Linked DNA regions of Homo sapiens: region 2 is linked to region 1. The links are chromatin loops, found by intact Hi-C in ENCODE. Cell type or tissue: HCT116. All regions are shown on one strand.

Region 1 (8,000 bases):
ATCCTAAGACGTGGCTATTGCTAGTGGATCTCCACTTAAAAGAATGCATCTCCTATCCCACCTTTTGTAATTATGCCAGCATAGACTTGTTGTTTTGTTGTTAATTCTTATATATTTTTAACTTTTATTTTAGGTTCAGGGATACATGTGCATGTTTGTTATATAAGTAAATTGCATGTCACAGGGGTGTGACGTACAGATTATTTCATCACCCCGGTAATAAGGTAATTAATATCCAATAAATAGTTTTTCAATCCTCTCCCTCCTCCCCTAACAGCCTCAAGTAGGCTCCAGTGTCCATTGTTCCCTTCTTTGTGTCCACGTGTACTCAATGTTTAGCTCCCATTTATAAGAGACAACATGTGGTATTTGGTTTTCTGTTCCTGCATTAGTTTGCCTTGAATTACAGCCTCCAGCTCCATTCATGTTACTGCAAAGGACACGATTTCATTCTTTTTCATGGCTGCATAGTATTCCCTGGTGTATATGTACCACATTTTCTTTATCCAATCTACCATTGATGGACATTTAGGTTGATTCCATGTCTTTGCTGTTGTGAATAGTGCTGCAATGAACATACATATGCATGTGTCTTTATGGCAGAATAATTTATATTCCTCTGGGGATATACTCAAAAGTGGGATTGCTGAGTCTAATGATACTTCTATTTTAAGTTCTTTGAGAAATTGCCACACTGCTTTCCACAATGGCTGAAATAATTTACATTCTCACTAGCAATGTATAAACATTACCTTTTCTCTGCAACCTTGCCAGCATCTGTTATTTTTTGACTTTTTAATAATCGCCATTCTGACTGGTGGGAGATGGTATCTCATTGTGGTTTTGATTTGCATTTCTCTAATAATTAGTGATGTTGAGCATTTTTTCATATGCTTGTTGGCCACATGTATGTCTTCTTTTGAAAAGCATTTGTTCATGCCCTTTGCCCACTTTTTAATGCGGTTGTTTTATTTTCTTGTAAATTTGTTTAAGTTCCTTTTAGGTGCTGGATATTAGACCTTTGTCATATGCATAGTTTGCAAATATTTCCCCATTCTAGAGGTTGTCTGTTTACTCTGTTGATAGTTTCCTTTGATATGAAGAAGCTATTTCCTTAGGTTCCTTTTGTCAATTTTTGCTTTTGGCATCTTCGTCATGAAATCTTTGCCCATTCATATATCCAGAGTGGTATTTTCTAGGATATCTTCCAGAGTTTTTATAGCTGTAGGTTTTACATTTAAGTCTTTAAACCTCTATGGTTGATTTTTTTTTTTTTTTTTTTTGAGATGGAGTCTCTCTCGATCGCCCAGGCTGGAGTCCAGTGGCGCGATCTCAGCTCACTGCAAACTCCGCCTCCCGGGTTCAGGACATTCTCCTGCCTCAGCCTCCCAAGTAGCTGGGACTACAGGCGCCGGCCACCACGCCCAGCTAATTTTTTGTATTTTTAATAGAGACGGGGTTTCACCGTGTTAGCCAGGATGGTCTCGATCTCCTGACCTCATGATCCGCCTGCCTCGGCTTCCCAAAGTGCTGGGATTACAGGCGAGAGCCATCACGCCCAGCAGTTGATTTTTGTATATGGGGTAAGGAAGGGGTCCAGTTTCAATTCTGCATATGGCTAGCCAATTATCCCAGCACAATTTATTGAATAGAGGGTCTATTTCCTATTGCTTGTTTTTGTTGACTTTGTTGAAGATCAGTTGGTTGTAGGTGTGTAGCTTTATTTCTGGACTCTCTGATTTCTTTGAACAGTATTTTGTAATTCTCATTGTAGAGATCTTTCACCTCCCTGATTAGCTGTATTCCTAGATATTTTATTCTTTTTGTGGTTATTGTGAATGGGATTGTGTTCCTGATTTGGCTGTCAGCTTGGATGTTGTTAGTGTGTAGAAATGCTTTTCCTGTAAATTTAAGTTCCTTGTAGACTCTGGATATTAGACGTTTGTCAGATGGATAAATTGCAAAGATTTTCTCCCATTTTGTAGGCTGATGATAGTTTCTTTTGCTGTGTAGAAGCTCTTTTGTTTAATTAGATTCCATTTGTCAATTTTTGCTTTTGTTGTGATTGCTTTTGGCATTTTCATCATGAAATCTTTGGCCATGCCTATGTCCTGAATGGGATTGCCTAGATTTTCTTCTAGGGTTTTTATAGTTTGGGGTTTTATATTTGAGGCTTGAATCCATTTTGAGTTAATTTTTGTGTAAGGTATAATGAAGGGGTTCAATTTCAATTTTCTGCATGTGGCTAGCCAGTTCTCCCAGCACCATTTATTAAATAGGGAATCCTTCCCTCATTACTTGTTTTTGTCAGGTTTGTCAAAGATCAGATGGTTGTAGGTGGGTAGTCTTATTTCTGAGTTCTCTATTCAGTTCCATTGGTCTATGCATGTGCATTTATACCAGTACCATGCTGTTTGGTTACTGCAGCCTTGTAATATAGTTTGAAGTCAGGTAGCATGATGCCTCCAGCTGTGTTATTTTTGCTTAGGATTGTCTTGGCTATTCGAGCTCTTTTTTGGTTTCACATGAGTTTTAAAAGAGTTTTTTGTAATTCTGTGAAGAATGTTAATGGGAATAGCATTGAATCTATAAATTACTTTGTCTGGTATGGCCACTTTAACAATATTAATTCTTCCTATCCATGATCATGGAATGTTTTTCCATTTGTATAAGGTGTAAGGAAGGGGTCCAGTTTCAATTTTCTGCATATGACTAGCCAGTTCTCTCTGATTTGTGTCCTGTTTGATTTCTTTGAGCAGTAATTTACAGTTCTTCTTGAAGAAGTCCTTCACTTCCCTTGTTAGCTGTATTCCTAGGTAACTTATCCTTTTTTTTTTTTGCAATTGTGAATGGGAGTTCATTCACTATTTGGCTCTCTGCTTGCCTGTAGATGGCGTATAGAAATGCTAGCAATTTTTGCACATTGATTTTGTATCCTGACGCTTTGCTGAAGTTGTTTATCAGCTTAAGAAGCTTTTGGGCTGAGATGATGGGGATTTTCTAGGTATAGGATCATGTTATCTGTGAACAGGGATAGTTTGACTTCCTCTCTTCCAATTTGAATACACTTTATTTTTTCTCCTGCCTGATTACCCTGGCCAGAACTCCCAATACTATGTTGAATAGGAGTGGTGAGAGAGGGCATCCTTTTCTTGTGCCAGTTTTCAAGAAGAATGCTTCTAGCTTTTGCCCATTCAGTATGATATTGGCTGTGGCTTTGTCATAAATGACTGTTATTATTTTGAGGTATATTCCTTCAATACCTAGTTTATTGAGCATTTTTAACAAGAAGGGATGTTGAATTTTGTCGGAGGCCTTTTCTGCATCTATTGAGATAATCATGTGGTTTTTGTCTTTAGCTCTGTTTATGTGATGAATCACATTTATTGATTTGCGTACATTGACCAAGCTTGCATCCTGGGGATGAAGCCAACTCGATTGCGGTGGATAAGCTTTTTAATGTACTGCTGGATTTGGGTTGCCAGTATTTTATTGAGGATTTTGGCATTGACATTCATCAGGGATATTGACCTGAAGTTTTCTTTTTTTGTTGTGTCTCTTCCAGGACATGAACAGACACCTCTCGAAAGAAGACGTACATGTGGTCAACAAACATATGATAAAAAGCTCAACATCACTGATCATTAGAGAAATGCAAATCAAAACCACAATGAGATAGCATCTCATGCCAGTCAGAATGGTGATTATTTAAAAGTCAAGAAACCACAGATGCTGGCAAGGTTGTGGAGAAAAAGGAACACTTTTACACTGTTGATGAGAGTGTAAACTAGTTCAACCATTGTGGAAGACAGTGTAGTGATTCCTCAAAGGCCTAGAGGCAGAAGTACCATTTGACCCAACAGTCCCATTACTGGGTATATACTCAAAGGAATATAAATCATTCTATTATAAAGATTCATGCATGCATTATGTTCAGTGCAGCACTAGACACAATAGCAAAGACACGGAATCAACCCAAATGCCCATCAATGATAGACTGAATAAAGACAATGTGGTATATATACACCATGGAATACTATACAGCCATAAAAGGAAAGAGATCATGTCCTTTGCAGGGACATGGATGGAGCTGGAAGCCATTATGCTCAGCAAACTAACACAGGAACAGAAAACCACACAACATAATGTTCTCACTTATAAGTGGGAGCTGAATGATGAGAACACATGGACACATGGAGGGAAACAACACACACTGAAGCCTGTCAGGGAGTGTTGGGGGAAAGACAACATCAGGAAGAATACCTAATGGACATTGGGCTTCATATCTAGGTGATGGGATGATCTGTGCAGCAAACCACCATGTCACACATTTACTTATGTAACAAACCTGCACATCCTGCACATGTACCCCTGAACTTAAAATAAACGTTAAAAAAAGGAATGCTATTGAATTTGTACACTGATTTTTGTATCCTGAAACTTTTGTATCCTGAAACTTTTGTATCCTGAAGTTGTTTATCAGACCAAGGAGTGTTTGGGCACAGACTGTGGGGTTTTCTAGGTATAAAATTATATTGTTGTCTGCAAACAGAAATAGTTTAGGTCAGGACTAAACTCTCTCTGGCCAGGACTTTCAGGACTATGTTGAATAGGAATGGTGAGAATGGACATCCTTGTCTTGTTATAGTTCTCAAGGGGAATCCTTCCAGGTTTTGCCCATTCAGTATGATGTTGGCTGTGCATTTGTTCTAATGGCTCTTCTTATTTTGACGTATGTTCCTTCAATGCCTACTTTGTTGAGGGTTACAGAAGGTTTTTTTTCAAGACAGAGCCTTGCTCTGTCATCCAGACTGCAATGCAGTGACATGATCTCAGCTCACTGCAAAGTCTGCTTCCTGGGTTGTTGAATTTTATCAAAATCCCTTTCTGCATCTATTGAGATGATCCTGTGGTTTTTCTTTGTAGTTCTTTTTATGTGGTCAATAAATAACATTTATCGATTTGTTTATGTTGAATCAACCTTGTATCCCAGGGATAAAGCATACTTGATTATGGTGGATTTGTATTTTGATGTGTTGCTTGATTCAGTTTGCTAGTATTTTGTTGAGAATTTTTGCATGTATGCTCATCAAGGATACTGGCCTAAAGTTTTCTTTTTGTTGTTGTGTTTGTCAGGTTTTGGTTATCAGGATGATGCTGGCCTCATGGAATGAGTTAGAGGGGAGTCCCTCCTCCTCAACATTTGGGAATAGTTTCCATAGTAATGGTACCAGCTCTTCTTTATACATCTGGTAGAATTTGGCTATGATTCTGTTTGGTCCTGTGCTTTTTCCGGTTGGTAGGCTTTTTATTTTTGATTCAATTTCAGAACTTGTTATTGGTCTGCTCAGGGATTCAGTTCCTTCCTGATTCAATCTTGGGAGGTTGTATGCTTCCAGGAATTTATCCATTTCTTTTAGGTTTTCTAGCTTATGTGCCTAGAGGTGTTCATAATAGTCTCTGAGGGATTTTTGTGTTTCTGTGGGACCAATAGTAATGTCCTCTTTGTCATTATTTCTGATTGTGTTTATTTGGATCTTATCTCTTTCTTTATTAGTCTAGCTAGCAGTCTGTCAATCTTAGTTATTCTTTTAAAATACCAACCCCTGGATTCATTGGTCTTTTGTATGGCTTTTCACATCTCAGTTTCCTTCAATTCAGTTCTGATTTTGGTTATGTCTTATCTTCGGCTACCTTTGAGGTTGGTTTGCTCTTGTTTCTGTAGTCACTCTAGCTGTGACTTTAGGTTGTTAACTTGAGATCTTTCTAATCTTTTGGTGTGGATGCTTAGTACTAAAATCTTCCCTCTTAACATTGCTGTAGCTGTGTCTCAGAGATTCTGGTATGTTGTATCTTTTTCTCATTAGTTTCAAATAATTTCTTGACTTCTGTCTTAATTTCATTGTTTACTCAAAAGTCATTCGGGAGTAGGTTGTTTTTCATGTAATTGTATTCCTTAGATTTCTTGGATTAGGTTTCAACTTTCTTCTGAACGTCAATGATCTTCATTCCTATCCATATTCAGAGATCTATTTCTGACATTGCAGCCATTTTAGCCTGGTTAAGAAACATTTCTGGGGAACTAGTGCAGTCATTTGGAGATAAGAAGATACTCTGACTTTTTGAGTTGCCAGATTTCTTGCACTGGTTTTTCTCTTCCATGTGGGTTGATGTTCCTTCAGTCTTTGAAGTTTCTTCCTTTGGATGGGTTTTTTAAAATTGCTTTTATCTTCTTTGATGCCTTTGGGGGTTTGATTGTGGAATAAGTTTGGTTCAGTCTACTGGCTTCAATTCTAGTGTGCTCACGGTCTTGGAGGAGCCCAGAGCCTCCTCTGATTATTGTCTCCATACCTACTTTTTGTTATTGTTGTTGTTGGGTATTCTGTTCCATGGGGCTCCCTCAGGCAGGGGCCGCAGTTGTCAGACAGGCCATATGATTGCTGGGTTGGCCCTAATCTGCTGTCCAAGTGCTTCCTGAGGTAATACTGGGTTGCACCTGCTGGCAGAGTTCAGGCGGAAGTTGGAACACTGGGCTGGAAGCACTAGCAGGTGTGGTCCATCTGGCTATGAGAGGCCAGGGTGGGTGGAATTGCCCACTCTGTCATCTGGGTGTTTCCTAGGTCAGTGGGAGGCCTCATCTGCTGGCTGAGTTCAGACAGAAGCAGAGCCACTGGGCCAGAAGCTCTAGCACACATTGCCCATCTGGCTACCAGTGGCAGGGGTGGGTGGGGGTTGCCTGTCCTGCCATACAAGTGCTTTCTGGGACAACAAGTGGCTGTGGCTGCTGGCCAGTTTCAGGCAGAAGCAGGACCACTATGCTGGAAGCTGGCAATGAGACCCATCTGGCGAGAGGAAGTGGAAAAATCTTACTGCTCCTAGGCACTGCGACTGTGGCCTCTATTGGAGCTGTGGCACCAGTGCTGGTCTGCTCAAGGGCCCAAGGCAGGTAGAGGTCCCCTTAGACTCAAGAGTTGCCCCCGCAGAATGTCCAGGTGGCTCTCTGCCTCCGTCTAGAAGTGCAGTGGAAAGGTGTTGGGGGGGCCAGGAGGATTATCCCCTTTCCAGTCTTACAATGCTCCCTGTAGAGAGGGTGAATCCCTCAGGGGGCTTTCACTCACTCACCCTTTCCCATGTTGGAGAGGTTTTCCTGGCTCTGCCCTGAGCCCAGACAGGCTGGTCCCCAGCTTTGCTTTTCTCTTCTTTCTGTGTCCCCCTGCTGCCTTGTTGCATCCCGAAGTGGTTTCGCAGATGATCAGCCTGCAAGGTCAGCGTTCACTAGCCCTTCAGTGTTCACTAGCTCTTTTGTTTCCTTTCCAAGCGAGCAATACACATGAGCAGCTTCTAGTCCACCAACTTTGCTCCTTCCCCAGAGACTTTTTTTTTAATATTAAAAGTTTTCCCTCCAAGCTCCTTCCTTGAAGGGCTAAGCTCTTGTAGCTCTTGCATCATATAAATTTCAAACATCATATATTGAACTGTTAACAGTAAACACCAAGATTATCTCTTCACCCTTCTCCGCTGTCCCTCTACTTCCTTTCAACACCAGATTTTGAAAGTAGTCCATACTTGCTGCCTCTCACCATTTCCTCACTTATTTCCTCAAAATCTGGCTCTGTAACCATCACACACAAAAAATTGCTTCCCTGAAGGAACAACCGTTTCCAGTCTTCCGCAGCCCTTGCCTCTGATTTCTGCCACATTTGTCATGTTGGACTCTTTCCCACTCAGCCCTACTGGTTTAAATCCTACCTCTCTAACTGTCACTTCACCTCCTCTGCAGGCTCCTCCTCCCTCTGTTGCCTGATGGAGAAAATGCTGCATTTTGGTCCTGTCTCCTTTGTTTCTCTTTTGATGATCTCTGTCTCTGAGACCATCACTTCTGGTTGTGAGGGCTTGGCAAGAACAATAGTGATTAGAAGGAAGCCCTAAATCTAAGCTCATAGACCCTAAAGAGGTGGCTTCTCCTTCAGAATAATCCCCCTTGCCCGGAAGTTATGCCT
Region 2 (8,000 bases), 330 kb after region 1:
CCCAGGAAGCAGAGATTGCAGTGAGCCGAGATCATGCCATTGCACTCCAGCCTAGGTGACAGAGCAAGATCTCGTCTCAAAAAAAAAAACAAAAAACAAATTTAAATACATTTTGATATATATATTCACCAAATATTATGTAGCCATAATGTTCATGAAGAATATCAATACATCATTGTAATGTTAAATAAAAACAAGATTCTGGCTAGGTGCGGTGGCTCACCCCAGCACTTTGGGAGGCCAAGGCAGGCGGATCATGAGGTCAAGAGATGGAGACCATCCTGGCCAACATGGTGAAACCCCGTCTCTACTAAACACACAAAAATTAGCTGGGCATGGTGGCATGTGCCTGTAGTCCCAGCTACTCAGGAGGCTGAGGCAGGAGAATCACTTGAACCCAGGAGGCAGAGGTTGCAGTGAGCCGACATCACGCCACTGCACTCCAGCTTGGTGACAGAGCGAGACTCTGTCTCAAAAAAACAAAACAAACAAAAAAAACGCAAGATTCTAACCTAGATACACAGTTTTAGCCCAATTATGTTAAAACATACATAAATATGCAATCTGTAGGTACACAGAAAAAAGATGGAAGAAATTACATCAAAATTTAACACTATCTCTGAATAATTAGCTTACGATATTTTATTTTTCTTCAAACTTCTCCATAATTTTGAAATTCTCTATAATTTAAAAAGATATTCTTAAAAAATAAAACTAGCAAGCAATGATATACTCTACTGTATAATTTAAAAGCTCAGCTCTGCTTACCTGTTTTCATGGTTGGACTAAATAGTCCCAATACTGACACACTAGAATACAAGATGAGGTCTTTATATAATTCCCCACTTAAATATTCTTCTGCTTCTTGGATCGATGTTATATTCACTGGATATGAAATCCTGTTGCTGGATAAACATATAACTATATTACAAATTAATTTTTTAAGATATTTTCAGTTTGTAAAAAAAAAGCATACTAAACATAGCAAACAATATATTACATAGGATAATATCTTACAAAATATAGAAAATTAAATATTATTCTTAAAGAAAATCAGACTCATTAAACAAAATTGCTATCTCCCGAAAAGTGTTGAAATGTACACAGACTTTCATAAATATTCATTTTGTGATCTCAATTCTAGTATCTTCCTTAACCTATTTTAAGTGTTAGCAAAGTCTGAGAATTAGAACTTCTAAAGACCTAAACATTCAGAGATCTTATAATGAAGCTGAATACTTACAGCTGGATAAATTTTAGGAGATCTTCGGTTCCTAACATTCCAGCATAAGATACTGGGTTCTCGCCTTTCTTGTACATCTTTATGATAGGAAATTCAGTAACATTTTGCTTAGTACATACATCAGACCAATCTGCACAGTTTATTCTAGTAAGAAGCATAGTAGATGTGCCTAAATAAAAGGAAAATGCACATTTGTAATTACTAATTGTAGAAAATGCATTTGCTTAGGATCTTCAGTATTTTTCTATCCCATTCTTATTTTAACCTCTCAGCATGAAACACTCCTGCTTAAACACTCTCTTCCCTTGATCTTTGCAACACCATTCCCTGTTGGCCTTTTCCCTTCCTTTCTAGCTTCTCCTTTTTGTTCCCTTTTGCAGGCTCTTCAGCCAGTAGAGTTGGAGGTCCCTCAAGGCTCAGCTTAAGCTGCCTTCTCTTGTTTTTCTTCACTCCTGTCCTACACAACCTCAATAACCATAGACAATCTAATGAATCCTAAATTTATGTCTTTGGCCCAAACTCCTTGAAGTTCCAGACCCATATATCCTTACTACCTTCTCTGTTTTCCTTTGAACGGAAACCTCCTCAAACTCAACAAGTCTAAAACCATATATGGTTTCTTTTCTGTTTGTTGGTGAACGTTGCTGCTCTTGTGCAACTCAAAAAACAAAGCATCATCTTTCATACCTCTCCATTCCCAAGGCCCTTCATGCCTATTGATTAATCAGCATGTTCTTTCAATTTTACCACCTGAATTTTTAATATATCTAATTACTGTCCATTTCTCTTTACTGCCACTACTCAAGTTGTCGTTCCTCCTGGATAACTACAATAGGCTTCTAATTCGCCTCTTTGAATTCAGTGTGTCTACACTAATGCTAGAGATATCTTTTCAAAACTCAAATATTTTGGTACCAGCTTACCCCCACCAACCTTTTGCAGAATTAAATCTTTCTTACCGTGTACAACTTCAAGGACTAGCCTTCTCTGACACAGTGATCTACATCAGGTTCCCTTGACATATGCTATTATAGAACCATGCTCTTTTCCTTATCTCCTTATGTAATTATATACTATTCATTATCTGATCAACGTCTGTCTCTACCAAGACAACTCCTTGAGAGCAGGGACTATGTCTGTTTATTTATCATTGATTTTCCAGCACCTGCAGTACCTTAAATATGCATGTGAATAAATGACACATGTGAAACTCATCCAGGACTTCAGATACCTATCCTGTCTAAACATTATAATTTCTTTTCAGCCTAAGAAAACACACAGTAGAATCTCAAGCAGAAATTCCTACTTGCTCTATAATAAAACGTGTAAAGTTCTCTAAAATATTATAAATCACTGTGTGGAAAGAGATCAAACACTAAATAAAATAAGCACCATACAACTCGAAAGAATAAATTCTAATAAAAGATAAAATTTAGTATCATACTAGATCAAAGAAGGAATCTTTGTGTATCAATTTAGGATATAGCCTAAATGTTACTTCATCATATGATTAAAATTGTGAATGTGGTATTTTAATATTTTATCACCAAATGTTTTTAATACTGAAATTAATTTGTATATTTTCAAAGATTCTTGATTACTTCTCATAGATGTAATAACTTATCACTTTAGATTTAGTGTTAACAATCTGATAATATAGGCAAGATTTAGTCTGTCTTTTTTTTTTTTGCTTTTGTATATTTGAGATGTAGTCTTGCTCTTGTTGCCCAGGCTGGAGTGCAGTGGCGTGATCTCGGCTCACTGCAACCTTCCTCTCCCGAGTTCAGGCGATTCTCCTGCCTCAGCCTCCCGAGTAGCTGGGACGACAGGCACGTGACACCATGCCCGGCTAATTTTTTCTATCTTTAGTAGAGACAGGGTTTCACCATGTTAGCCCTAGGATGGTCCTGATCTGACCTCGTGATCTGCCTGCCTCAGCCTTCCAAAGTGCTGGGATCACAGGCGTGAGCCACCGCGCCCGGCCTTAAGTCTGTCTTATCACCACTATATCCCACTGCCTTGCACAATGTCTGTTACACAGTATGTACCCAGTAAAAATGTGTAGAATGTACACTGATATTTCTTCACAAATTTTAAATTCTTACATTAAAGGATATTAATACTTGAATTTTGTATGAGCATATAAACAAATATAAACCCTTATTTCTTCCCAAATCAGACCTGCTAAGTGACTTCCTATCAAAGTTCTCTTATCCTTTATTTTAATCATTTTGATATAGGAGTGAAGAAGAAATCACTTAGGCAGATAGCAAGGGTATGGGGAGTCCTCGGTAAGGTTTTTCTTTTTAGTGAAAAGCAGCCCCAAATCTTTTTCTAACAAAGAGCAGCCTGCAAGCTGCAAGGGTGCACGTACCGGCAGGAACTAAGGACTAGACGTTTCCAAGATGGCCGCTCTGTCTTCCCTTCTCTGCCAGCCATGTGTGCTGTAAGGAGCAGACAAGATGGCCCCAGACAACTGGAAAGACCATTTGTATAAGAAGATTAAGGTGGGGCGACCAGACTTCCCTATGCCACTATGTAAATATCATACCTGACTGAAGCAATCTATGAGCCCTATGTAAATCAGACACCACCTTCTCAAACTAGACTATAAAACTCGACACATTCGCTGCCAGCCAGTCCTTTCCACTTGGAGATGCCTTCCTCTATAGAGGAAGCTGTTTCTCTTTCTCTCCTCTCTATTGAACCTCTGCTCCTAAACAACTTGTGTGTGTCCGTGTTCTAAATTTTCCTGGTGCGCGACAACGAACCCCAGGGTATATACCCCAGACAACGCTGCTGCTTTGATTTCATCAATAAACATCTGGTGATGCTTGTTTATACAAAGTGCCACGTTACATATTTTGCCACCCAAGTATGGAATATAGTGCTCTTCCAGCTGCAGTTCTTTCCTTTCAATAAGCATCCTCAGCATGTCTACTACTGCTAAAACTGTGATTATTCCTTTTTCCCTACAGTTGAAATGGAAAACTTTGATGTTATCTTTAAAACCAGAAAAGTAATACTGATATATATCACTAAAAGTTATATAACTACTTATACTGAAGTTATCAATTCCTGTAAAATGGTTCCAATATTTACTCATGTTTCAGTTGGAATAGTCTAGTATTCTAAGGTGCCTACAGTATTACATCCCATATACTTTATCAATGCAGTAATTTCAAATAGGTTCCTAACTTAAAAGAAAAAACAGATTATCTTAGATACAGGTATTATGTAAGTATAAAATTTTGACATTTGCTGCCACCTTGTGACAGAGTAAAAAACATTCTTCATTGTCTTCGACTAAGAGATAACAAATGGCTTTTTCCCACAAAGTCAGATCTGTCAGAAAGACAGATGATAGGACTAAATGCCCAAGGTATTATATTTTCCTAACTTATAAAGTTATAGTATAGGCTTCAACATAGACACAAAACATTGTAATTACCTATGCAATGCATTTCTACATTAAGTTCCCTGAACTTCCAAAATAGTCCATTTATCTGATATCTGATTACCAAAAAAAATTGTTATTCATAAAGAACATAGTGAATGAAAAGGAAAACAAGTCCTGGGTTGCTTAACTACTTTTTTATTCTACAAACACATACAACTCTGAGCCCTTGCATTGAGGGGGCAGGTAGTCTCTTCATTTGGTCATTAATAGAAAAGAATGCAAGGAAATATTTTTCCATTTTCATCTGGTGTCTAATTAAATGGGGTGGAGAGAGGGATAATTAATCATATTCTTGAGGAACATTATCCAATCACTACTTCATTATGATTTATATTTTCTCCTCCTTTGCTTTTCTTCTAATTATTTGCCAATAAGGCTAGAGAATCTAAAAGAAGAAAACTTAAATTTGTCCATAGATTGCAACTTGCCTTGCATAAAGGAAAATGTGAAAGCAAGTAAGAGGATCTGCTTTTTAAAAAAATGATTAGAGGCTGGGCGCAGTGGCTCATGCCTATATTCCCAGCACTGTGGGAGGCTGAGGCAGGTGGATTACCTGAGGTCAGCAGTTTGAGACCAGCCTGGACGCTGTCTCTACTAAAAATACAAAAACTAGCCAAGCACGGTGGTGCACACCTGTAATCCTAGCTACTCGGGAGGCTGAGGCAGGAGAATCACTTGAACCCAGGAGGCGGAGGTTGCAGTGAGCTGAGATCATGCCATTGCACTCCAGCCTGGGCGACAAGAGTGAAACTCCATCTCAAAAAAAAAAAAAAATTACAGATCACAGTGTCTACAGACTTCATTATCCCCTCACTCAGTAATAATCAAAAGTTAGATCAAATGTGGTTGGGAAATAAAAGGAACGGGGACAGACAGAACAGCGTGTGGAGGCTCGCCTCATGAACTTTTGCTCCAAAACTGCAGCAATACATTAGGAAAGCCAAAAGAACCCACAGACCCTCTGAAGGAAGTGATTGCACCTGCAGGACCTGGGAGACACCCCAAATACTGTGAGTGCTCAAACTGTGGAAGTGGGAAAGGCAGATCGTCCACCCCTGAACACACACCCCACCACCGGGGAACCTAAAGGTCTAGATTACGGGAGAAGATTCTGACCTTATCTGGAGCTTAGTCAATTTAGAGAGCTGAGCGAAAGCGAAATACACGGGTAAAGGAAGCAGCAGGAAAATCCCTGTGGACTAGCTGGGTCCCCTACCAAGCCATTTGTGCCTCACCTCACAAGGGGTCCTTGAGGAGGGCTACCAGAGGCACTCAGAGAAGGCCACAGAGAAAAGGAAACCTCCCCCTGAAATTTGTAACAATTTGAACCAATCGAAGAGTCTCCTGGCCAGAACTCGGGGGAGGGCATGAATCCAGCGTGCAGACTCCACAGGCTGGGGAAGAAAGAAAGCCCTACTTATTTTTGCAGCTGGGAGGCAGGTAGCCTGGGGCAGGTTCTCAGCCCTGGTCACCCACTGCCTGGAAACAGACTTGGTGCTGTTGAGTGGGGGCACAGTGGAAGTGAGACTGGCCCTTTGGGTTGTGTGGGAGCTGGGTGAGGCCTGTGACTGCCGGCTTTCCTCCACTTCCCTGACAACCTGCATGACACAGCAAAGACAGCCATAATCCTCTTAGGAACATAACTCCATTGACCTGGGACCCTCACCCTCATCCCCCACAGCAGACGCAGCAAGACCTGCCCAAGTAGAATCTGAGCTCAGACACGCCTAGCCCTGCCCCCATCTAATGGTCCTTCACTACCCACCCTGGTAACTGAAGACAAAGGGCATATACTCTTGGGAGTTATAGGGTCCTGCCTACTGCCTGTTCCTCCCGATACCAATGCACTTTCAAGCCAATGCTCTCTTGAAAGTGCCATCTCCCAGCAGGAGGTAAACCAGCACAAAAATAGTGCATTAATCAACCAAAGCTAAGGACCCTCACAGAGTCCATTTAGCCCTTCTGCCACCTCCACTAGAACAGGTGCCAGTATCCATGGCTGAGAGACCCACAGATGGTTGACACCACAGGACTCTGTGTAGACAACCCCAAGTACCAGCCTGGAGCCTGGTAGACTTGCTGGGTGGCTAGATCCAGAAGGGGGATAACAATCACTACAGCTCGGCTCTCAGGAAGCCACATCCCTAGGAAAAGGGAAAGAGTACTACATCAAGGGAACACTCTGTGGGACAAAAGGAACTGAACAACAGCCTTGAGCCCTAGACCTTCCCTCTGACAGAGCCTACCCACATGAGAAGGAACCAGAAAACCAACTCTGGTAATATGACAAAGCAAGATTCTTTAACTCACCCCCGCAAAAAAATCACACTAGCTCTCCAGCAATGGATCCAAACCAAGAAGAAATCCCTGATCTACCTGAAAAAGAATTCAGAAGGTTAGTTATTAAGCTAATCAGGGAGGTGCCAGAGAAAGGCAAAGCCCAATGTAAGGAAACTGAAAAAAAATTATGCAAGAAGTAAAGGGAGAAATATTCAATGAAATAGATAGCATAAATAAAAATCAATCAAACCCTCAGGAAACAATAGACGCACTTATAGAAATGCAAAATGCTCTGGAAAGTCTCAGCAATAGAATCAAACAAGCAGAAGAAAGAATTTCAGAGCTTGAAGACAAGGTCTTCGAATTAACCCAATGCAACAAAGACAAAGAAAAAAATAAGAAAATATGAACAAAGCCTCCAAGAATTTGGGATTATGTTAAACAACCAAACCTGAATAATCAGTGTTCTTAAGAAGAGAAATCTATTTGGAAAATATATTTGGGGGAATAACCAAGGAAAACTTCCCCAGTCTTGCTAGAGAACTAGGCATCCAAGTACAAGAAGCCCAGAGAAACCTGGGAAATTAATCACAAGAAGATCAATGCCTAGGCACATTGTCATCAGGTTACCTAAAGTTAAGACAAAGGAAAGAATCTTAAGAGCTGTGAGGCAAAAACACCAGGTAACATATAAAGGAAAACCTATCAGACTAACAGCAGATTTCTCAGCAGAAACTCTACAAGCTAGAAAGGATTGGGGCCCTATCTTCAGCCTCTTCAAACAAAACAATTATCAGCCAAGAATTTTGTACCCAGCAAAACTAAGCTTCCTAAGTGGAGGAAAGATACAGTATTTTTCAGACAAACAAATGCTGAGAGAATTCGCCACTACCAAGCCAGCGCTACAAGAACTGCTAAAAGGAGCTCTAGATCTTGAAACAAATCCTGGAAACACATCAAAAAAGAACCTCTTTAAAGCATAAATCTCACAGGACCGACAAAACAGATACAATTTTT

Evidence for each region. A loop is a pair of places that touch in the nucleus more often than their neighbours do. Peaks named below come from ENCODE experiments on the same cell type or tissue, not always from the same donor. Only the 100,000 strongest peaks of a DNase experiment are listed, where the experiment ranks them.
Region 2: it touches region 1 in a loop (4-fold over the local background); 5 of 110 quality-filtered maps call a loop at or near these places.

What each region holds. Positions count from the first base shown.
Region 1 is chr14:52,143,824-52,151,823 of GRCh38, forward strand. No RefSeq gene overlaps it. Among named protein-coding and RNA genes, the nearest start is that of LINC02319, 22 kb to the left of the region's middle. In HCT116, no CTCF peak of the experiment used is centred here; no DNase peak of the experiment used is centred here; H3K27me3 peaks cover 750 bases.
Region 2 is chr14:52,469,269-52,477,268 of GRCh38, forward strand. TXNDC16 (thioredoxin domain containing 16) reads right to left here. Exons shown (of 21, transcript NM_020784.3): 15 at 1,244-1,412; 16 at 769-905. Among named protein-coding and RNA genes, the nearest start is that of TXNDC16, 79 kb to the right of the region's middle. In HCT116, a CTCF peak has its summit at 4,495 (motif pointing left); a DNase peak (open chromatin) is centred at 4,483.